3 separate regions of the Homo sapiens genome follow, and regions 2 and 3 are each linked to region 1. Evidence: chromatin loops called from intact Hi-C (ENCODE). Cell type or tissue: sigmoid colon. All regions are shown on one strand.

Region 1 (8,000 bases):
ATTTTTTATCCTTTTGAAAGACTACTTTTGCTGCCTTGTAGGGCAGAGTGTCCACACTTTTTTGATTGTGCACACCAATCAGTATACAATGACTAAATGTTCATATTCTTTGTCTTTCTGCCTCTGCTTCTTTCTCTATCTGCTTCTGTCTCTCTCTTTATACATATATATGCATATATATGAATATATATACATATGTTTATATTGTATATAAAACTGTATATAACATAGGTATATTAATCAATAATTAAATATTTTAGCAAGGCTAAATTTTAATCTTTCTGATTAAAACTAAATATATCACCAAATTCTATTATTTTCATCTTGCACAAAAATGGATCACCTGAGTGTGCTTGTGCCCTTGTACTTGTGTCATCTTTGGAGATGACTATTGGAGAGAAGGAACGGAACAGTGCAATTATGGAGTAGAGTGAGCAGTAAGAGGCTGTTGTGGTAGTCCAGATGAGAAATGATGATAACTTAGATGAAGTCGTGGCATATTTGTCACGTGCACAATGAAAAGACTCCTTATTGGAATTACAGATTTATGTTCTCTACTAGCCTTTGATATCAATTACTTTCCTAACAAATGACTCATTCTTATTATATTATATTAATAAAAATCTATTGGATTGCTTAGTGGGTTGTTGGATTGAAAACATCTTGAAATAGACTCCCCTCCATGATTAGCCTATTTATTGGAGTCTTCTAGATAAGGGGAATAATTTAGGAAATTACTGGTACTTTCCGCTTCTGTTTGTTGGCAAAAGTAAACGGGGAGCAGAGCCATAAGAAATAAAATGAATCCATCTATCTACATATGAACAATACGGCTTGCAGCCAATGTCATCCACACTTGTGTAACTTCTGTCTCAAATGAATAATTAAAATCAGGCATTAAAAACTTGCCTGCTCTCTATGAACTCCCAGCAAATGGACTGCAAATGCTTTCATTTTAAAGGGATCATTCTGACAGGTGTGTTTGAAAAGAGGTTGTAAATTCTGGGAAGGAAAAATCTACTCTACTTGTACGAGCATTCTTCAGGAAGCGCTTCCATTTTGAAACCAAAATAACATAAATGGTGGTAGGGCAATGATAGACTAAAGCCAGGAAATCTGAATCCACTAATGTCTTCTTTTCCATTTTGCTTCTTCCAGCCTATATTTGGATGATAATTTATTTGGGTTCTGATTCTTTAATCTGCTTTTCCTTTCTTGGAGGAATTCCCATGTACTTATCCAGACTGGAAAGGAGGTTAGCAGGGCATAGAAAGAAGTCATTAAGTAAATGATCCTGCAAAGCTCTAAAAACCTTTCTGAGGAAAGAAAAAACTACCGCTCTGGGTTTTGACAAAGAACATTTGCAATTTGAGGAGGAGAGAGGACCTCTGGCTCTCCTCTCCTCCATCTAGAGGCCATAGCCTGCCAGACAGCCTTTCTGTTTTGGAGGATTCAGGCATAAAGGAGCTTTTGCTTGTATTTCTTCTTTAACGACAAACAGGACACTCTTTTAGGTCCTTTTAGGTACTCAAGTTTAATGGCTGAGAAGCCTGCCCTCCTTGCATTTGCACTTTTTCTGCGCTGGTCGTAAGAACAAGAACTTAGGCCGATATTTTACAACACCTCTCTGGATTGGATTGATATAACAGACGTTTTCTTGGACATTAGAAAGAATTTCATTAATTGAAGAGTAATTATCACTCTGTATTACTTTGAACTTGGCCTCATCGCAAACACGGTATACAGATTTTTCAGTGAGGTTATTATTCTAGTATGAAAATGAACAAAAATGTAACTAGAAACTGGAATCGGTACTATTTTGTTGTGTCATTCATTTATTCAATCAGTAAATATTCATTAAATAATGTAATAACATGTACCTAAGAGAATATTACGTATATGAAGACTGCAAAGAAATCTGAAACCATTTCAACCCTTAGAAGCAAACTGTCTACTTTAAAAAGGATTGGATTTTGAGAAATCCTTTGCCGTTTTCAAAGCCCATTCACCTGCTATAAATCTTCATCTGAACTTACGAATAGTAGCAGGGTGCTAGGCTGGGCAGATACTATAATCATACAATTATAGAATTTTAGGAGCGGAAGGGATTTTAAAGGTCATCTAATGTGACCATTTAATTTTAAAGCTTAGGAAGCTGACAGATTGTGATTTGTCTGAGGTCCCAAAGCAAACCAGTGGCAGAGCACCATCACAGACTTGCTATTAGGGATCTCAAAGCATGTGGCAGTAGCACTGGGCCAGGCACCAAGTGACACAGAATAACTATAAGTACTGTGCCTCCTTTCCTGTATTTATTTGTTATGCAGATATGCATTAGACTCACAATAAATATTTATTGAACTAATGACTGGCAGATTTCCTCCCATGTAGGGTACTGTGCCACGTACTGAGGAAAATGGTAAACAAAAAACAGGTCACTTCCTCCAAGTTGCTCGAAATTTGATCTTCCTGTCCTCAATGAGTTTGCAGTCTCTTAGGGAAACCAAGATATATACGCTTAAAAAACGCGTAGTGGAAAGCGTTTTCTTAAATATGATTGCATGCAGGAAGATTGGGTTCAAATTCAGTGAATGCTTTAGGAGGTTAGGAGAGAAATCTAAGCGTTAAAATTGATGGGAAAAAAAATCCCCCAAACTAACACACACACACACACACACACACACACACTCACACACGAGATCATTTAATTACATCACTCTCTGCTGCTGCCTTTCCGGGATCTCCCCCCAGGCTGGGACACACAGGCTCTGCTGCGGGTAAGGTCAAGATGCCAACTCAGGAAGCATAAGAGAGGGAAGGAGCAGAAGCCCACCCATCCCTATCTCCTCAACTAGAAAAGACCAGAAAGACGGAGAAAAAAGGAAACAGCAACATAGACTCATAGAAACAATAAAGCAGGAATAGGAAGCTCCCGACACATCGACTGCTCCGGGAGCCCGGGGTCGACCGCCCCCGCGGGCAGGGTGCGCGGACTCAGCGCCGGGACCCGCGGCCGCGGGGGCGCAGAGTGGGCGGCGGGGAGAGGCGGCGGCAGCGCCTGCGAGGCCGAGGGGAGGTCGCCGGCGGCGCCTCCAGCGCCCGGAGACCCGGTGCGCAGCGCAGCTCGGCCGCGGGACGCGGCGCCCGGAGTCCCGGCAGCGCCTGCCCTCCCTCCCGCGTCGCCCGCCAGCGCCCGCGCCCGCTCCGCCAGTGACTTCAGCTCAGCTCCACCCCCGCGCGGCGGCGGCTCGCTCCGTCCGGACCCGCGCTCGGCACAAGCCCAGCCCGGGCAAGCGGCCGCCACCTGCCCGGCGCCGCCTCCGCCCGCCCCCACCGCGGCGCAACTTGGATGGAGTTGGGGTCCTGAGCGCCGGCCCCCCACAGCCGCCAGCGCAGAGCTCGTGCCGCCACCTTCGTTCTGGGACCCCTCTCTCCGCTGCTCTTCGCTCCCGCGATGGGAAAAGTTGGCGCCGGCGGCGGCTCCCAAGCCCGGCTGAGCGCGCTCCTCGCCGGCGCGGGGCTCTTGATCCTCTGCGCCCCGGGCGTCTGCGGCGGCGGCTCCTGCTGCCCCTCGCCGCACCCCAGCTCCGCTCCACGCTCGGCCTCGACCCCTAGGGGCTTTTCCCACCAGGGGCGGCCAGGCAGGGCTCCTGCCACGCCCCTGCCCCTCGTAGTGCGTCCCCTGTTCTCAGTGGCCCCCGGGGACCGAGCGCTATCCCTGGAGCGGGCTCGGGGCACTGGGGCATCCATGGCGGTTGCTGCACGCTCCGGCCGGAGGAGACGGAGCGGAGCGGATCAGGAGAAGGCAGAACGGGGAGAGGGCGCGAGTCGGAGCCCCCGGGGAGTGCTAAGAGATGGAGGGCAGCAGGAGCCTGGGACTCGGGAGCGGGACCCGGACAAAGCCACCCGCTTCCGGATGGAGGAGCTGAGACTGACCAGCACCACGTTTGCGCTGACGGGAGACTCAGCACACAACCAAGCCATGGTCCACTGGTCTGGCCACAACAGCAGCGTGAGTAGAATGGGACTGAGGGTAAAGGGGTGGAAAGATGGAAAGGGTTAAAGTCGGCTGTGTGATCTGATGGAGAATTGGGGGGAAATAGGGTTTCTGGACATGGGAGATGCTGCAAACTGGTCTCTGCCCACTTCCCCCAAGAGTTAACATCACCTACTAGGAGACCAACCTCCCCATCTCTCCCACCAACACCATCAGAGTCCTCTCCAAATGCCACAGCTTCAAACTGAGGAGTCAAATCCCTATTTCCTGTTGCCTTGGTCGCATTGGTGTGTGGAACTGAAGACCAGGTAAACAGAGGGGTTAAAGTTCTCCTAATACAGAGATGAAAGGGTTAAATTTCCAGGCAAGCTGACATCCCCTCAAGTGACTTTCCCTTTACTTGCCAGACCTATGTACTGGCTCAAAGAAGATTAAGAAGACCCATATATGTAGGCGTTTTATTTTATTTTATTTTAATTTCATGCGGAGCTCCTAACCCCTTCTTCTCCACAAGGGAGAACTGCAGTGGAGAGTATATAAGGTGTTCTTTAGTGTATCCTCTGCTTTAGGGACCAAGTGGATGCAAGTTTCAGGGCAGGAACTCTCCAGCATCTTCTAACAGCGCTAAGCGAGGGTGTTTTGAGAACTGGGGCTTTCCAGCCCGTGAATGAGCGGTTGTTCTCTGGCATGGTCAGTCCCAGGAAGATCAGATATATCCCAGTGACAACAACTCCCTGTTCTCCCCCATTGCCTGACCTCCTCTAATGAAGAGCACAAATAAAGACTTAACATTCCCTTTATGAAGGCAGGAAAGGGATTGCTCAATTCCAGGAGGCTGGATTCCAGGGGACTTAGGATGCAAGTCCATGAGCTTTGGTCCTATCAGGAAAGGTTTTAGATTTTCAGAAAAGCTTGCATGTCTGCAATCTGAGGGAGCTATTCCTGTTTAAATTGAACCTAGAAACTTCAGTGAGTTGAAATAGTAGAGAACCAGCTTTGATTGTAATAACTAAAAGTGATTTTAAAGTGTGGAAACTTCTCCAGACATAGACAAGAACATAACAACCAAGGATGGGTAAAATGGGGGAAAAAAATTTCAAGTTTTACAGCTTCAACCAGGTAATTGAGATTGTAGTGTTTGTAATATGCACAATTTACGCAGTCTGGAACCTTTCAAAACGTTTTCTGTTGTGATGTAATTCCCAGAAACCTTCCCAGAGAAGTGCCACTTTAGTGAGTTGTGCTCATTGTCAGCTTTTTAATGAGAGTTGTGAACATTTTAAAATACTAATCTGTCATCATGAATTCCTTGGGTACACAGATATAAATTGTATTAAGGCACATCATGATAGATAATATTTAGCATTGATGTATCTGTCCTGAGAGTAGTAGCAGGGTTTTCCCTACAATTCCTCCTTCATGACAGAGTCTGTGATTTTATATGGTTCTCAGGAGTGGTTTGATCAAATAAATGAAGCTGAAATTCTTTCCATTCAAGTTCTGGAGACCCTTGCCCTCATTCCTTACCTTAACCATTATATCTTTCATATCATAGCCACTAAAATTAATCCTCTAATTTGAACTCGAATCTTCTTAAACTGATTGAATAACTTTCACACTGCTTTAAGTGATTAACTCAAAGCTTCTGGCTTTAAGGGGAGATTTGAAACACATCAAACATGTTAGCTCTTGTTGTATTAAGAAGTAAAAGACTTTGGACTCAGAATGTTTCTGGCTTTTAATGTAATTCAAGCTGTAAAATATCACTCACCCATTAGACCTCTTCTTTTAGCTCATCTCTTGAAAGATCTTGGAAAGAAAGAGAAAAGTAGAATACATCTTTGGCAAATTTTTAACCTCCGTTTAGGAAATGGTGCCAAGCACTGCCAGCATTAAAAAATAATAATAAATGGTGCTTATAATTCTAGTAGGGCTTATTAGGTTCAGGGCATTGAACATGCAGGCAGGTCTGAGATAACGTAGGAAATGAGGTGATGAGTGTTAAAGTTTTGATCACTCAAATCATGTTAACTAATGAGGTGAGATTTCTGCCCCCTGAAGTCTCTTATTCCATAAAGACCTCTGCTGACCCAGTCTCTGCTCTGGTCATCACACACAAAGGTGTTTCTTCTTTTTCTTTTTTAAGTATATACATACAGATAGTGGAGAAAGAGAAATAGTCTTTATCTATGTCCTCCAAAACAAAGCCAGTCCTACGTATCTGGACCAGACTCAGAGAAAGTTTAAAATATTTTTTAAAGGGAAAGAAAGCATAAATAAACTTTTTTTTTTTGGCCGTTTTGTAGAATGCAAAGCAGAGTGGAGACCTGAATTCTAGTTCTGCTTATTTGTGGTTTGACCGAGGCAAGTTGAGTGTCCGCTGAATGTGGATTTTTTCATCTCTAAAGTGGGGGCTATGCCGGTCAGATTAACTACAGAGAATTAGGAGCCAGGCTATACATAAGAGGGCAGTGTGACTTTACAGCCTCATACACTTGTTTGGAACTCTCAACAGCACTTCACTTTACCCCAGGGTGGGAAATCCACTAATTTAAACCCGAGGGCCAGATTGGAGTGGTGGAGGGGCATGGGGGACTCTTATCTTTTCACATTTAGATGTCCTCCCCTATAAATCTGCCCCCAGACCCATTCAGGACCACAGGCAGTGCACATCCTGTGAACCCTTCTCACCTTTAGCAAAAAGCCTTTGCTATGAAGAGTCTCTGATTATGACAACACCTGCATTCAAGGTGCAAATGCATGGTAATTATAGGCTGCTTGTCAATCTGGTGAGGAATTCTGGATGGTTCACTCACCTCCTTCCCTTCACTTTCCTGCCCCCTCAGCTGTTGGACTTGAGCAGTTGTATAAAGACATGTCTGTTTTGCCTCGTCTGTGGGTGTGATGTGATTCCTCTGTACTGCAGTCTCGATTGATGGAAACTGTTGCTAGAGTTGGTGGAACACCTGGGGGGATCTTCTGGCATGAAAGGTGCTGGGTATGAATCATTTGTCATGAGCTTGGTGTCGTAAGCAAGAACATATTGTTCCCACCCTACTCATCCCAGGCATGCTGTGCCCTGATCTAAATTTATATAGTAATCCTTAGAGTGTTAAAATATATATTTGCCTTTATATGTATGCATAATGGTGTATGTGTTTATTCCTTATTTCCAAGGGATTTTAAAGTGCTGTAGCATTAATCTTTATAAAATCCTTTGTAGGTAGTAAGTAGGTGACGGGTGTTAATATCTCTTTTTCATATTTTTATGCCGGAGTTAAGTTTAGTATTTCAATTCACCACTCTGCCCCTTTCTCACTGGCAATTGTATTACAAGATTTGTTAACAGAGGGTTTTACTTGACTTCTATTTTTCCATGATGACATCTTTAATGTTACATTTCTCATAGCACATGATGGACTGCTTGATTTCTGTGTACCTCTTTGCTTCTAGTTGTTCTGGGATTTGACATTTACCATCCAACATTAGTGAATAAATTGAGTCCCAATCTGGGCCAACTTTTGGGGTAGATGCTTTACATTCATCATCTCACTTAATTTTTCACAGAAATGTCATGTGTAGGTGTTATTATTGTCATTACATACAGGAGGAAACTGAGGTTCCAAGAGGCTAAATGAATTGCCAAATAGACACAGGAGGTCAGTGGCAGAACAGAGACTGTCACCCAAAGTGATCCTATTCCCAGACTGCACAGAAGGGCTTGTTCAATGGACTTTAAAGTAGGACGGAAAAACTCAGACCTTTTGGAGTTTATATTTTAGATAATCCTATCTTGAGTTGATTTCTGATGATGGTGGAGGAGGACGTACTCTTAGCTGGAAGCTCCATCTCCTTGTAGAAAAGCGAGGACATTAACATGTGCCTGTCACATTGCACCCTTTACCTTAAGTAGTGCTTTGGTTGTTCTCTCATCCACCCACCTCTTCATCTTCAGTGAGACATGGAATCTGCACCTGGTGATTCAGTGAGCAAGAGGTAACCT
Region 2 (8,000 bases), 370 kb after region 1:
TTTTTGTCAGGTTTGTCAAAGATCAGATGGTTGTGGATGTGTGGCATTATTTCTGAGGGCTCTGTTCTGTTCCGTTGATCTATATCTCTGTTTTGGTACCAGTACCATGCTGTTTTGGTTACTGTAGCTTTGTAGTATAGTTTGAAGTCAGGTAGTGTGATGCCTCCAGCTTTGTTCTTTTGGCTTAGGATTGTCTTGGCAATGCGGGCTCTTTTATGGTTCCATATGAACTTCAAAGTAGTTTTTTCCAATTCAGTGAAAAAAGTCATTGGTAGCTTGATGGAGATGGCATTTGACCCAGCCATCCCATTACTGGGTATATACCCAAAGCATTATAAATCATGCTGCTGTAAAGACACATGCATACGTATGTTTATTGCGGCACTATTCACAATAGCAAAGACTTGGAACCAACCCAAATGTCCAACAATGATAGACTGGATTAAGAAAATGTGGCACATATACACCATGGAATACTATGCAGCCACAAAAAAGAGTGAGATCACATCCTTTGTAGGGACATGGGTGAAGCTGGAAACCATCATTCTCAGCAAACTATCGCAAGGACAAAAAACCAAACACTGCATGTTCTCATTCATAGGTGGGAATTGAACAATGAGAACACTTGGACACAGGAAGGGGAACATCACACACCAGGGCCTGTCGTGGGTGGGGGGAGGGAGGAAGGATAGCATTAGGAGGTATACCTAATGTAAATGACAAGTTAATAGGTGCAGCACACCAACATGACACATGTATACATATGTAACAAACCTGCACGTTGTGCACATGTACCATAGAACTTAAAGTATAAAAAAAAGACAAGACTGGGCAATTTACAAAAGAAAGAGGTTTAATGGACTTAAAGTTGCACGGGGCTGGGGAGGACTCACAATCATGGCAGAAGGTGAAAGGCATTTCTCCCATGGATGCAGACAAGAGAACAGAGCTTATGAAGGGAAACTCTGCCTTATAAAGCCATCAGATCTCGTGAGACTTATTCGCTATCACAAGAACAGCATGGAGAAGATCTGCCCCCCAGGATTCAATTACCTTCCACCAGGTACCTCCCACAGTACATGGGAATTCAAGATGAGATTTGGGTGGGGACACAGCCAAACCATATCAGTACCCATAAGAAATGGTACCTCATATTTCAAGGAAAGTTCCGGTAAACTTTCTGTGTCAGATTGCTTTATATCTTAGCCCATCTCTGCCTACGGTTAGTTTTAAAAACATTTTAGAGGATTATGTGGTTATTTTTACTTTTTACATCTGTGTGCCACTCTGGGGTTGCCCTGCTCCCTGGGTACCTGGACTGCACAATCAGAGATGCAGTCTGAAAAAGCCATCATCTGGGAGCATCTGGCTGCATGGACTGAAGGTGGTAAAAGCAAATTGGCCATCTGCTGGGGCTGGTATAGACATGGAGATGATACTGAATAATATTCAGATTGATGTTTTACCCCAAGCGTGCTTGGAGAGGTTTTGTTTTGCATGTTTTTCAGCAGACCTGGTTTAAAAATTCATGAATGCACCTGGTTGGTTGTTTCTACCCTCTGTTTTTCATGTATTCTGGCACTGCTAAAAAAAAAAGCAACTCCTCAGCAAGAGACTAAATTGGAAAAGGATTGTATTCAGAGTTTAGAAGAAAATCTGTGTGGTTTTCATGAAAATCACCTAAGTATAGATGTTGGGGTCAGGATTTCCAAGAGTTAACAACATCATGTAGTTTACTTTTCAGTCTTAGAGAAATTTAGGCAAATGATATATTTGAAAAAAAAAATTGTATATTTGAGTTAAATGCCATTGTCTAGGAATTCCAAAATGCTCAGAGGTTTTTGAAACACTTTGATGCAGATAAAAAGAGCCAGAGCAAAATGACAGTGTTTTTCCCAGTAAAGAATCTTACTGAATCTCTTAGAATAAAGATGAAAGATAAGTAAAAAAGTGGTTGTTATCCTGTCTGAGAAAGGTACATTCTTTTATTTTTATTATTATTATCTTTTTGAGACTGAGTCTTGCTCTGTCGCCCATGCTGGAGTGCAGTGGCGTGATCCCGGCTTACTGCAACCTCCGTCTCCCAGGTTCAAGCGAGTCTCCTGCCTCAGCCTCCCGAGTAGCTAGGACTACAGGCACCCGCCACCACGCCCGGCTAACTTTTGTGTTTTTAGTAGAGACGGGATTTCACCATGTTGGCAGGATGGTCTCAATCTTCTGACTTCGTAATCCATCCGCCTTGGCCTCCCAAAGTGCTGGGATTACAGGCAAGAGCCACTGTGCCCGGCCAGGTACATTATTTTCTAGGTAAGATTTACTTTTGGTTTGAGTGGAAACTCTAGTTAAACTATGGATTAGACAAATTAAATTTGGTTAGGATCCAGGGAACCAATTTCAGATCCATTAGTAAAAGTTTCTAGTTCCCAAACTCTGCTCGCTCTCTTTCTCCCCACCCCCAACTGTCCCTGTCCCTGTCAATCTTTGTCTCTCTCACTCTTTCCCAGGAAAAGAGAAGAAAGATATTTAGCCTAAAGGCTGAGCTTTAATACAGAAAATGACCTTTACATTTTAGCTCAAAGAAGTAAATATAATCTTATAAGTATCATTGGCAATTGAGTCTTGCCGGGATGGGACTTATGAGTATAATGCAGCAGTGGAAGAATTTTCCTTCAGGGAAAAAAACAAATTTGATAAAGGGACTGGTGAGAAACATTGTATGTCAAGAAGATCTACATCTTCTTGAAAATTTCTGATCTTAGATTTAGAAACATGCTGAAGTTTCTATAATTTAAAGCTTCCATTTAGCACAGACTTAATGTCTGCTGTGTCCTTGGCACCCTAGGTTTACCTTGATTTTAGAAAATCTGAACTGTCAACATGTAAATGTAGAAATTCTTCACTTTACACAAAGAAGCAGTGCAGACATTTTAAAAAATAGCAGGCAGTCCTTGTATGTTTTGCTAAATAAGGGCAAAACTTAAGACTAAAATGCTAAGATCCAGTGCCACAGGAAGATCAATTAATGGTGAGAAATGGCATTTTTGGAAAATGTAATATCAATTTATAGGTATATAAGATTTGATTCACTAAAATTTGATTTGTTCATAACCTCACTAGCATGCATCTCTCACCCCAGAAAAACCACATGATGTTTGAACTGGAAGATCACTAGAAACTTTCTCTTCTAACTCAGCATTTGACCATGATGAAATTTGGGCTCACAGATGTTAGTTGGTTTTCTCCCAGCGTCTTAGAACTAGACAGTGGCAGAGATGGACCCCGTATCTCATTCCACGGCACACTGCCTCCCCCTGCTGTCTCTTAGAGGTTGACCCACCTTTACAGAATGTTCCCATTCAATCTCTTTCTTAATTCTAGAGTTGTAGCAAATTTCCTTCATTATACTGGATAACTTCAGAATATGTAGCAAATACCTTGATGCCTATAAATACCAAAGATCACACGAACACCCATTATTTCAATGGCTCAGAATGTTATGGATTTGATCATCTCCCGAAACAGAAAGGATCATTATAGCCAGAGCTTCTTACCCCTCTTTTAGCCAGCAACCCCACATCACGTGGTCTAGTCCTCAGTGTTCCTATTGTTATTATTTTGCATCTTGTTTTCACAGATAAACTTGAAAAAGCTGAATTTGATCTAAACCTTACAGAAATTCTAGATCCAGTTCTAAGAATGAGTTGATAACTGTTAAGTATCTACTATGTACCAAAAAGGGATACTAACCAATCACTAGTATCCCAAAGTATGTTTCTCAGAACCTTAGTTCTCTAGAAGCTTCCTGGGCAAAAAACAAAAAACAAACAAAAAAAAACAACTAGATTATATCTTTGAATACATTTGACAAATTATCTTCGACTCTTCTTGCTGTAGGATGCACTTTCCAAAGACTTTAATAAACCAAAGGAACCTGTTTTATTTTCTGCATTCTGGTATCCCCCAAATTTACATGACTATTGAATTCTTATGGTGTTAGAACTTTTAATTTCACTTAGAAAATGCTACATTCATTGTGTTAGCTCCATCAAATCATAATGAACACCCACTCTGTGAATTGTGTATTGTTAGCCTCATTTCATAGCTATAGAAATAAAGGATCAGACATAAGAAGTGATTTCCTAAGGTCGTGTGAGTGAGCAGAATTGGGGGACCCCTGGTTAAGTTTATGATCTTAGCTCCTACAGGAGTCTCAACTCAAATACCTATTGACTTACACAGGTAATTGTAGATGAATGGAGTGACTAGGGAGTCTATGAATACAGAAACTTTATTTTAAGAAAAGGAAACAATGAGGGCCCGGTGTGGTGGCTCACGCCTGTAATCCCAGCACTTTGGGAGGCCGAGGTGGGCGGATCATGAGGTCAGGAGGTCGAGACCATCCTGGCTAACACGGTGAAAACCCGTCTCTACTAAAAAACACGAAAAATTAGCCGGGCGTGGTGGCGGGCGCCTGTAGTTCCAGCTACTCGGGAGACTGAGGCAGGAGAATGGCGTGAACCCGGGAGGCACAGCTTGCAGTGAGCCGAGATCGTGCCACTGCACTCCAGCCTGGGCGACAGTGCGAGACTCTGTCTCAAAAAAAAAAAAAAAAAAAGAAAAAGAAAAGGAAACAATGCTAGTGAGCATAGGACGTTGTAGGAAGTGAGGAATATTTCCAGTGTTTAATGTGCTCTCTGCCCGCTAAATCTGTTTGTTGTTCTGTTTGAACAGCCAGAAGGATGCAATACTTTGTTTTAGCTAAGAATGTATGCTTTTTTCCCCTTACATCAATAAGAAATGCCAACAGAGACCTGCTTTTAGTTTTAACAAGATAACAAAAGATGATGTGGGTGGTGGTAACCTGGAAAGCTTATGACCTCTCTATAGGGGATAGCAGTTCTAGAGTTGTTGTAGAGTATGGCCATATGGGAATAATGTCCAGGACATCTGGACATTGTTGGAAAATCTGTTAAACAGTGCTCTTTGGGCCAATATTATCTACATCAAATAGAACTCGGGTGCTGGTCAGAGTCAGTCTGTGGACTATGGGGTTCTAATGTTTGCATTTCACTATGCTACTTGCCAAAGAAAAAAGGTCTGCCACTGAAATCATTCTTTGTAGCCTGATGGTTTCCTTTGTGGCAGTTATACATTCTGTGGCTTCAGGAATTTGTTGAACATTGAAAAGGCACATGTGCTCATTTACATTGTTGGCAAGTGTTAAATTGGGGAGACATATGTTTTGTTTATTCTGTCTTCCTGTTAGATCCTTAAAGAGGATTGATTGTCAGACTCAGCAGTAGCTTTATAAGTAGTGTGTTTTGGAAAAGTATTTTCAGAATTGCCAGTACTTATACATTTGGCTGGAAATAGCTATAAAGTATGCTTGGAATCCTGGTGGACATATTTTGGGTAATGCTTAACTGGTCATCTGCCTGGATTTAAGAGTATTTTTCTTTTGCCTAACGCTGTTATTGTGTGTTTCTGAAACACTCCTCTTAGCTGAACCAATGTAATAACCTCTTAGCTTGAACTTCCTGCCCCCCATTCTCTTGTCTTTAACACAATCTCTGTATTACCTCCAAAGTGATCATTCTGAATGAGCTATACTCTTTCTCTTCCCCTGCTTAAAAATCTTGATTCTGTATGTATGCCCCTGAATAAATAGGTTCTGTTGCTTTAGTCAAAATCGCTTTACCTGGCAAGTAAGTCTCTTTCAACTTGGCTGTAGACTGCTTTGCCTAACTTTAGCCAAACTGAGGAACTTGCCATTACCAAAACATGTAATGCATGCCCGCATTCCTCTGCTTTTGCATACGTGATTCCCCTGTCACGAATCTTTCCTACTTATTCTGTTAAACACCTTTACTTCCTTCAGAACTAATTTTGGTGTCAGGTATTCTGTGGTTACATCTCTTATTCCAGCAATAGGAAAAAAAAGTGCTTTTCCGTGTTCTAGTAAAATTTTGTACATTTCAATAGCTCTGCAATGGTAGTTTCATTGATCTGTTATTTTTGTGGTGTTATCTGTTGTAATAAGGCATTTAGTGTCTTTTTCATTATTTAATCCCAAGTCTTAAGCACAGGGACTGTCACTTGGTTGCAGAAACTTCTTAAATTAGATTTTAAAAAAAATGAAATGAATGGTTGAATGATGAACATCTGCTCATCCCACAAAGAATGAAATTTTCCTCTCAAAAAAGTGATGTTTTTCCAAAAGTCGTGTTTTTCTATTTGTTCTTGAAAGGCCTAAAAAAGGATTCTAAAAATTTTAATTTTTTTGAATATTTATTATATTCATTAAAATATTTTATAGACAAGGCACATAAGGTTCCATTTAGTGTATCACTTATGAATTGAGTGTAACGTGTGTCAAAGAGAGAATTTCTATTTATTTCACATTTTCACTTATGTTTTAGACAAATTTTAAAATGTTGGTTAGTTACTCTATAAGCCCGTGCTTACGAAGACCTGCTTATTATGTGCTCTAATGGTTAAGATGCAGTCCTGGGAAACCAGGTACTTGGGTGTGAGCCATGGAAATGCCAAGGATGCTCTGGAATAATCTTGGAGGAATGATTATGTCTCTCCATGCCTAATTTCACTCTCTTGAGGTTTGTTTCAATTTCCAGTTGGAATATCCTAATTAACATTTGTAAAGCGCTGTGTAATGCTTAAATGAAAAACGTCATGTGAGTATAAAATCTTTTGAAATAGCAGTTTAACAAATTTGAGTTTTTTGTGCAATGAGCTATTTTTTAACATCTTAGAATTTATAAAAGGATAACCAGAAAGGTTTGACTGGGAATTGATGACATAGTACAAAAAGGAGAAATAATGTTTTTCTACAGCTCCTTTATTTCGGGAACGCAATTACTGAAATATGCAGTTTAGAGTTTCTAATTTCTTAATTGTCTTCGAGCTTGAAATACGCACTTGGGATCACCCATGTCTATGTGTGTATAATATGTGCAGAATGCTACTGTGTTGTCTTTTTCCAGAAATGTAGATGAAGATAGAAAGTGTGCATAAGCAGACTTATAAACAGACTATGAAGTAAGAATAACAATGTATACAAATCAATAAGAAAAAGAGACATACCCAGAATTTTAAATGGAGAAAAATATGACCAGTCTGTGTATCAAATGAGGATTTCAAGTGAGTAAACATAAATGACAAAAGGATAAAAGGGAGGGAAAAAGGAATGAAAAAATTCACTGTCATTAGGAATGAAAGTGGTATATATTGACATAAAATACATCTTTTTCTCCAGTCATCTTAGAAAACAATATAAAAAGACAGACAAAACCTAGTGTTGCGATAGGCACTTCCAGTTAAATTAGTATACTCTTCTGAAAAACACTTGGTAGTGTGTATCAAAAGTGGTTGCAAAATTCATATTCTTTTTTTGTTTTTGTCGAAATAATGTCTTGCTCTGTCGCCAGGCTGGAGTGCAGTGGCCCGATCTCAGCTCACTGCAACCTATGCCTCCTGGGTTCAAGCGATTCTCCTGCCTTAGCCTCCTGAGTAGCTAGGACTACAGCTGTGCACCACCACGCCCAACTAATTTTGTATTTTTAATAGAGAGAGAGTTTCACAGTGTTGGCCAGGTTGGTCTCGATCTTTTGACCTCATGATCCATCTGCCCGCCTCGGCCTCCCAAAGTGGTGGGATGACAGGTGTGAGCCACCGTACCTGGCCAAAATTCATATTCTTTATCCATAAATTTCACTACTAGGAAATTACTTGAGGAAATAGTAATTGACATACAGAAATGTTAATCTACATTAATCATAATATTAGTGAAAATTGGAAACCTGGTAAATAAGAGATTAATTACATAGTGGCATATTTGTACAATCAATACTATATCACCAATAAAAATGATAACACAGAAGAATATTGAAAACCATAGAAAATCTTCGAAGTGCGGCTTTAAAGTGGGAAAAGCAGGTTAAAAAGCAGGAAGTGTCACACGACACCCTCTTGCTGTATAAATT
Region 3 (8,000 bases), 650 kb before region 1:
TCTCTCCCCCACCCCCTCACCCCCCCGCAACCCCGTCCACCCTCAACACATTTCTGGCTATGCTGTAATTCCAGTTGACCTCGGCTTCTGGGCACACTATTTTTGCCTATTCATTCTGAGGACCCTGATTATTCATCTATTCACTTCTGCAGCCTTCTCAAGACCCCACCTTGACACTATTGCCTCTGCAATTCCCTTCATTTCCTTAGTCCACATTGCCGCCAAATCTTCAGAGGAAGAGAAAGGAAAAGATTGGAAAGAGAAAGATAAAGATAGGAAGGAAAAGCCAGTGGGATTTGTAAATACGGATGTAGACACTGAAGCTTAGAGGATTAACGTGTGCAAGCTCACCCAGCTAGTAGGTGGTAGAGCATTTCTATCAGACACGAGCAATAGAACTCATTCTTGGCCGCTGTGCTGTATTTTTTCATTTGCTAAGTGGGGAACTGAGGGTTAGAATGGATAAGGAGCTTCCAGGTTATTTGATGACCTGCTGCCCTGTGTAGTGTCTTTAGCCTGAAATCCTGCTCCTTTCCTGCTGCCCCAGAAAATACATCCTCTTCAAAGTTCCGAGCAATCATCACTCTAAGGTAAAATTGCTTCTGATTCTCCTTCATCTGAATGCAGTTGAGCACTTGTCTTTTCTATTTTGCCCCCAGTGCCCTAAAACCTTCTGTGCAGGCTTCAGCCTCATCACCTAATACATTTCAGGACACCTACTCGTCCCCAGCCCCATCTGTCTGCTCCACAGATGGCTTCTCTGTGGCAGTGAGAGGGTCTGACACGGTCATTCTTACATCTTCTGGGCCTGGCACAGAGTAGGTGCTAAGAAATGATTATTGTATAGACAAAAAGAAACAACTTTTTAAACTAGGCAGATCTTTTCAATTATTCTTCCCCCGAAGAGTTCCTACATATTCTATAATAATCAATAAATTGTGTTATAAAAGTTTTATTAGAGGAATTTTTGCAGTAGTGATCTCTTTAATGCATTTAAAATTAGATATACATATTGTTTTACCAAAACTTTCTTTAGGCACAAGCTTGTTCACACTTACGTCAGGAGGAAAGTAAGTTTTTTTTTTGTTTTTGTTTGTTTGTTTTTGTTTTGTTTTGTTTTGTTTTGTTGGGATGGAGTCTGGCTCTGTAGCCCAGGCTGGAGTGCAGTGGCACCATCTCGGCTCACTGCAAACTCCACCTCCCGGGTTCACGTTATTCTCCTGCCTCAGCCTCCCGAGTAGCTGGGACTACAGATATAGAAAGTAAGTTTTTAAAACATACTTTCTTTTCAAGATTTACATGATAGGGAGAGTTGCCTCCATCGCAGGAGGCGGGACACGTCTGGCAGTGCTGAGAGGCAGTAACTCCCCCCATACAAGTGCTAGCTTGAAAGGCTGCCCATTGCTGGTGAAAGATGCAACAGCTAACAGACAAAAGCCCACAGCCCAGGTATGTTACCCCACCTGGAATCCATGCCTGCCTCCCCTACAACTTCACCTGCTCCCCACCTGGCCCCCAGGCTGACTTTAGCCCCCATGGCCCCCATGTAAGCTTTGTTAGGCCAAAGTCTGTCATTTACCATCTCAACTGACTTTGACCAAATATTAAAAAAATGCAAATAGATATTTATTTTGTATGCTGATAACTACAATTAGTTGAGCACTCACTATGTGCTGAAGCCACATTTTGTGCATCAGAATCACACAGGAGCAGAATAAGGATGAGTTTAGCTTAACCTCACTAAAAGTGTGGATTCTGGATTCAAATTGCTGAAGTTTGAATCCCGCTTCTGCCACATTGCATAATTGCCTTGATAAACCTCACAGCCATACTGTAAGTCAGGTAATAACATCTCCAATTTATGAATGAGGAAACTGAGGCTGAGCAAGGTTGAATTTCCTTCCAAATTTGTACAGCAAGAGGCAGAGCTGCGATGGACACAGGTTTGCATAGAAGACAGCTGAGGCCCTCTCCTGCTGCTTAAGATCCTTCCCTTTTGTCACTTCATCTGCCTATGATACCCCTCGTGCTAAACTATAATATCGACTGGCTAAAACTATACATAGCACATGCAGCTGAGAATTATAAAACCCCAACCTCTCCCCAAAAGAATTCACTGTGCTCCAGAATGTGGAGTTTAAATAGTTATTATCCAATTATTTTTAAGATGTCCAAATTTACCCATTACATGCCAAAAGTTTTTCAATCCCTATTTCAAATATTCATTTATTTTCTTGAATAAATTATGACTTACATGGTAACAAAAGTTGTATTAGTCCTAGACTTAACATAATAATGCAATAACCAGTATGTTTGGTTGGACCCTTATTTCTGTGGACATTTTATTCAGAACCTCACTGCCTTTCCATCTTTTGTATGTATTTAATGCTATACCATCCCTCCTTGCTGGCTCATACTGCTGACAACCCTTGGTGTTATATATGTTTGTTCCTTCAACAATCAGTATTCTTGAGGGTTTTTTATGAGGATAATATTAATCTTATCTCAACAAGAAGTTGGGTATGCTTTCACCTTACACATCAACATAGAGTTCAATTAATTTCTAAAGTATTGAGCACTGAACTCTGCAATTACAAATTAGATGCTAATTAATGCTCTTTTACTTGCTCATTTATTTGGAATCTTCTCTTTTTTTCCTCCCTGTCAGAGCCCAAGTAAGTATGTAAATTCCATTAATTGTTTTTACTAACTCATTAAATGGGTTGTAGACCAAAGTAGTAATTCTGAAAATTATAGCCATCCAACACCTACATTTGTAAAAGACACAACATTCTAAAGGATATTGTTAACTAGACAGTAATTAAAAACCGCAGGGAAAGCGTTCCCCAGCAAGATATGTGATGACTTTAATTAATTTCTGAAATAACATAAATTCTTTAAGAGACGTATCTAACCTTGAGATTTCATGAAATTGCTGCTAGTAAAAGAGTGAAAAGAAACATCATTTGATATGTTTTAATATGAAGATTATTGGAAGATAAGAAAAAAAGCCCTGAACATATGCAGAAAAACTAAAATTTATTGACTATATACATTTTATTTTCACGATTTTAACAATTCTGTTCCAAAGTTTTATACCCATTTTATAGATGAGAACTGAGGCTCAGAGTCCTGAAGTAACTTATGCAATGCTCTTCTGAGGGGAGCATTCCAAGCACAGGGACCCACGTGAAAAGCTGAAGACAAAGAAACAGTGGAGTTAGAACTAAAGGAAGATCAACATGCCTGGAGTATGGGGGCTGGGGACCATGGCCTGAGCTAAGGCCCATGTAGTAATCAGAGCTGCACATGCAGACTTTTCTAGGAAATATTAAGGATCTGGGGTTTCATCTCTCATGGTTTGAAAAGATCACTCTTTCCACAATATGAAGAATGGCTTGGGGACAAAAAGTGGGAGACAAGATGCCAGGCTGCTGCCAAAGCCCTGGGGAGATGGTGATAGCAAGGACTGCAGAAGAGAAGAGCAGAGTAGTGACAGATTTAGCAGGTGAGAGTGTCAGGAATCACTCATGATGCCAGCAAAACGGGTGATGCAGGAAAGACATGTGAGGATGATTTCCAGGTTTTCAGACTGCTCCCCTGTGGGAAAGGTTATGTCCTTTTTGAAGTAGAGAGTGCTGGAGGAAGAGAAATTAGCAGGGAGTTTGAGTTTGTTCTAGGCCATGAAGAGTTGAATTATGACATAGAAAAGGTATTTGAATGTACAGCTAGAGTTCAGAGTAGATATCTATACTGAGTTTGAAAGCAAAAATGAAGAACATTTAAAAATTTTATTTGTGTTTCTCCAAGTGTTTTTTTTAACACTACTTGTATCAGAAGCACTTGCATATCTCTCATGACTCAATAGTTCTCAGACTTTAACATCCCTCAGAATCACCTGGTTATAGTGAAGTGAGGAAGACAAAAGCTCTAGAGTTTGCTTGCTTCGGTTTGAATCAGCTCTGACACTTTCTAGAATAAATTTGCACAACGTGGTGCTTCTGTGCCTCTATATCTTTCTCTAGAAAATGGGGATGATAATACCTACTTCAGTTGGGTTTCTTGAAGCTTAAATACAAAAACAGGGACATAAGGAATTAAGCTAAGTAAGCTAGCACACATAAAGGCTTTGGAACACTTAGTGGCACTTAGTAAACAGTCAAAAAAGGCTGGTGTAGCCATGATTGTTTTCCAGATAATTTTTTAAAATGCAGATTCATGAACGGCAAACAGGATTATGATGTTGACATCGAGTTACAGAGCAAAGTGAGCATTTCAATGTGGATTTGGTGGTGGTTCAGACTGGAGATAGATGATTAATTAGCATTCAGTGACTCTGGGCAGGATAATCTTGGACTCTACCACGCCTATTAAATCACAATCTCTTGGTTCGTAGGACAGGAAGTCGATATTTCTGAATAAACTCTCCAGGTTCTGGTGATGCTGATCCACTGCCAGGCTTGAAAGTGGTTATATATTAGACAAGATCCTGTGATTCTTGTTGTGTCAGGTCTGGTTGTTCATGAAAATGTGCAGTCCTCCTTAAGATGTTACTTTTCTGGGAAGCAGGTGGCCAGCCAGAAAGCACACTGGGTATGGGGTGTGAGCACATGCCTAGCACTCAGCAATGGACATGAAAGGAAGCGATGTTTATCACTTCTGGGCCAAGGCTTCTAAGAAGCAGTGGTGTCCTTTCCACCCTGTTTTTCCCCTTTGGCTCATGGAAGCAGAGGACAATGAGCACTAGGGGGAGCCGTAGCCATAAGATGAAAGGAATTGAGGGCATGGACTTGCTGATGGTAGGATAGTCTGCTGTCACACAAATGAGGAAAAAAAGCTTCTAATATGTTAGGGAAATATTGGAAATTACTTGTAATGGCAGTTGGTGTTACTCTGATAGGTGCTTTTAAACATGAGACTTCTGTCTAAGGCAATATTTATCCAAAACCTATTGATGGCAAGGGTCACTCCATCACAATCAATATGCTAGACTCTTATGATACAATGAATAAAAAGATATTTTGTTTGGTTCTTGGAATATAACTATCTGAACAATCCCAATTTTTCGTTGTTTCTGGTTGTTATTGTTTATTTTTTATTTAAAGTAGAATAATTACTAAAAGTGTGAATTAGGAGGAATCTTAAATTTTTCTGAGTAAATACGTATTATAAATTAGCGAAAATTGGTAGCTTTCTCTTTGGTATCAAAGCTCTTCGATGGCGCAGGAAAGGATTCGGTGGTTTTGTCTGTCTGAAAGTAAGTGATTGGTCTCTCTTCTGTATCTCTTCAGACAACCAAACGCCTGTTTTTGTAAAATAAAAGAATGTGGTTTGTATCTAGATCATTACTTAAACTAATAAAAAAATTGCCAAGCAGTGTAAACATCAATACTTATGAATTATTACCCTAAAGAATGTTGGCTAAATTTACATATAGATTAAACTTAAATTTATGAAATGTGATTTTCTTTCATTCTGATGACTTAATGTCATTTGTATTTTATGGGCAAGGTTCCAGCACAAAATGTTCTGTTTTTCTATGTGACTGAGGACATGGAAGACCTCACCACTTGATAGACCCCATGACATTAAATTGCAAATTGAATTTGAGATGGCAAAGAAAGAATATGTTGAGGCTTAGAAATTAGAACGACATGGGGGTAACACACATGGCCTGAGAAACTCACAATGAAGCTTCTTCCTCTTGAAAAGAGGTTTACAGAACGCAGTTTTTATTACTGAGGCCATATGTTTGATATCAGCCTTTGATTAACACCCGCCCCACTTGTTCTTTTCATGGAGAAGACATGGATCTCCTTTCCTGGAGTTTTATTATATGAAAACACACACACACACACACACACACCATTAAATTGCAAATTGATTTTGAAAAGCAGCAAAATGACATGGTAGAAAGTGACTGAGGCCTAGAAATTAGGATGAGGCAAAGTTAATATGTTACCTGAGAAATTAATAATCATCTTTCCTGCTTGCTAATGAGAGTTTACAGACAGCAGGTTCAATTATTGAGGCCGTATGTTTGATGTCAGCCTTTGATCGGCACTGACTCAGCTTGTTCTCTGCAGGGAAAAGTCTTTAATCTCCTTTTCTTGTAGTCTCTTACACATACACACCCCTCCCACATAACTTGACCGGATAAAAGAGAAATCAGACGCTTATGTTTTCACTTTGATTGTTCATGCTTTAGATTGAAATGGCTTTCCTATTTTGACGGTGGTGACAAGACTTAACTTTTTTTTTTCTTTTGTTGTTTTTCCCCCAAGGGCATGTGATTTAACACAGTCAGCTTCCTAATGATCACTGATTTCTTAAGAAACACCATATGTAACGGTACCCACACACTGTACTCTTCCTACCTCTTCTACTCCTGTCTATAACACTGGCCCGGTCCCTTCGCTTCTCTATACATTAGCTCCTTCAACCATTAAGGGGAACCTGTAATAGGTTGTAATATGGAGCTTCTCAAATCATTGGGATGATTAAACAAGATTGTAATGTTTCTCAAAGTCTACGTCTGTTACTTCTACCACTATCTCTTAATTACAAGCAGAACCAGGGAAGGTGATTGTAGTCTTACAGGGAGACTTTTCTACTAGTTACCAGTTTAACTTCCCCGAATGAACTAAAAATGGGTTTAGGAGGGTAGAAACGGGAGTCAGGTCACTGGAAGAGAGGAATAGGAATTGATCAGCAAGTCATGCACAGAATATTAATAAATCAGAGAGAGTGATCACTGTGTCATTTCTCAAAGTACGTTTTCTAACCCAGCAAACTTGCCTCGGTTGCTTATTAAATATTTAGATTCCTGGACCTGATAGAAGACTCATTGAAAAAGAAGGTCTGGAGTTGGGGCCTAGGAAGCTGCTTTTTGAACAAGATTCCCATGTGATCATAGCACACATGTAAGTGTTGTGCACTGTAATGGAAGTTTTAAATGGGATATAAATAAAATACTCAAAGTAAATGGGTTTTCATTTTCCATCTTGATGTATTAACTGACAATCCTTTCCCCCTTCCCCTCACCACACCCACATTCAGACCTTTTTTTTCCTCCCCTGCAATCCAACAGAAACAGCTCTCTTTTCCCAAAGCCAGAAGAATGATAAAACAAAGCCCTGGTAGGTATAGAAGTAAAGGCATGCTTTAAGCCATTGCAAATTCTTTTTATAAACAGAAATATATAACTTATGAATAAATTAGAAAATCAACACGTGACTCTACAAGGAGCCTTGAGCCTCTGCTCCTCAGATCCAAGAGCAGTTATGAAGTTGGCAAAATAAGTCAGTCTTTGCAACCTCCCTCAGAATTAACACCAGCTCCACAAAACAGGGATGAAATGAAAGCCTTTCCTTGTGGGTGAACATTATCGCCTATCACTGCCAAGCTGAAATTTACAGTTAAAACGCCTTATCCATTATTCCCACTTTCCCATGTGTTTTAACACCTCATGATGAGATTAGCTTTCACACTCGGGCTCCATGTTGACTAGTGCTGTATTATGGATTTTCGTTTTTTATTAAATTAGGAACAAGCATCAGTATTGTCTATACATTTGCTTTCAACCACCAAGAGTCAGGAGTGAAGTTTTATTTTGTTTTGTTTGGGGAATAAAAAATACCTTTCAGTTTTCTGATTTCCCTGATGATTCTACTCTCTAGAAGAACTGTGAGGGATCCAGAGAATGGCTAAAAAACACACTTCGCCCATGTTGTTTATAGTTGTTCCACATGTATCATATATATTTCATGTCTCAGTGAACATACGTCTTTGACTACAGAGCACACACAAACACAGACCCATGCTCTCATATAACCGAGTCTGTATAGAAGTTGGTAGATCAGCGTGGTAAAGCAAAATTCATAAACAGACTGATGGATACTTAATTCTATAAAATAAAAGTCTAAATTATAATTTTTCAGTATCGGCTTCATTCTCTTGATTTTATTGTTTTCCTGGAAGGAGAATCAAAAGTTTAAAAT

The links. A loop is a pair of places that touch in the nucleus more often than their neighbours do. Peaks named below come from ENCODE experiments on the same cell type or tissue, not always from the same donor. Only the 100,000 strongest peaks of a DNase experiment are listed, where the experiment ranks them.
Region 2: it touches region 1 in a loop (4-fold over the local background); 2 of 110 quality-filtered maps call a loop at or near these places.
Region 3: a loop joins it to region 1, with 3 times the contacts of the local background. A loop is called at or near these places in 3 of 110 quality-filtered maps.

The regions. Positions count from the first base shown.
Region 1 is chr10:107,159,981-107,167,980 of GRCh38, reverse strand. It overlaps SORCS1 (sortilin related VPS10 domain containing receptor 1), which reads left to right and starts at 3,275. Exons shown (of 26, transcript NM_052918.5): 1 at 3,275-4,012. The coding sequence starts at 3,455. RefSeq lists a silencer at 3,366-3,559. In sigmoid colon, no CTCF peak of the experiment used is centred here; DNase peaks (open chromatin) are centred at 3,240, 3,787 and 4,790; H3K4me3 peaks cover 2,727 bases; H3K27me3 peaks cover 3,386 bases.
Region 2 is chr10:106,791,117-106,799,116 of GRCh38, reverse strand. The region is part of intron 3 of SORCS1 (sortilin related VPS10 domain containing receptor 1); the gene reads left to right. Among named protein-coding and RNA genes, the nearest start is that of SORCS1, 370 kb to the left of the region's middle. In sigmoid colon, a CTCF peak has its summit at 3,318 (motif pointing left); a DNase peak (open chromatin) is centred at 3,286.
Region 3 is chr10:107,811,729-107,819,728 of GRCh38, reverse strand. No RefSeq gene overlaps it. Among named protein-coding and RNA genes, the nearest start is that of LINC01435, 250 kb to the left of the region's middle. In sigmoid colon, a CTCF peak has its summit at 4,739 (motif pointing right); a DNase peak (open chromatin) is centred at 4,688.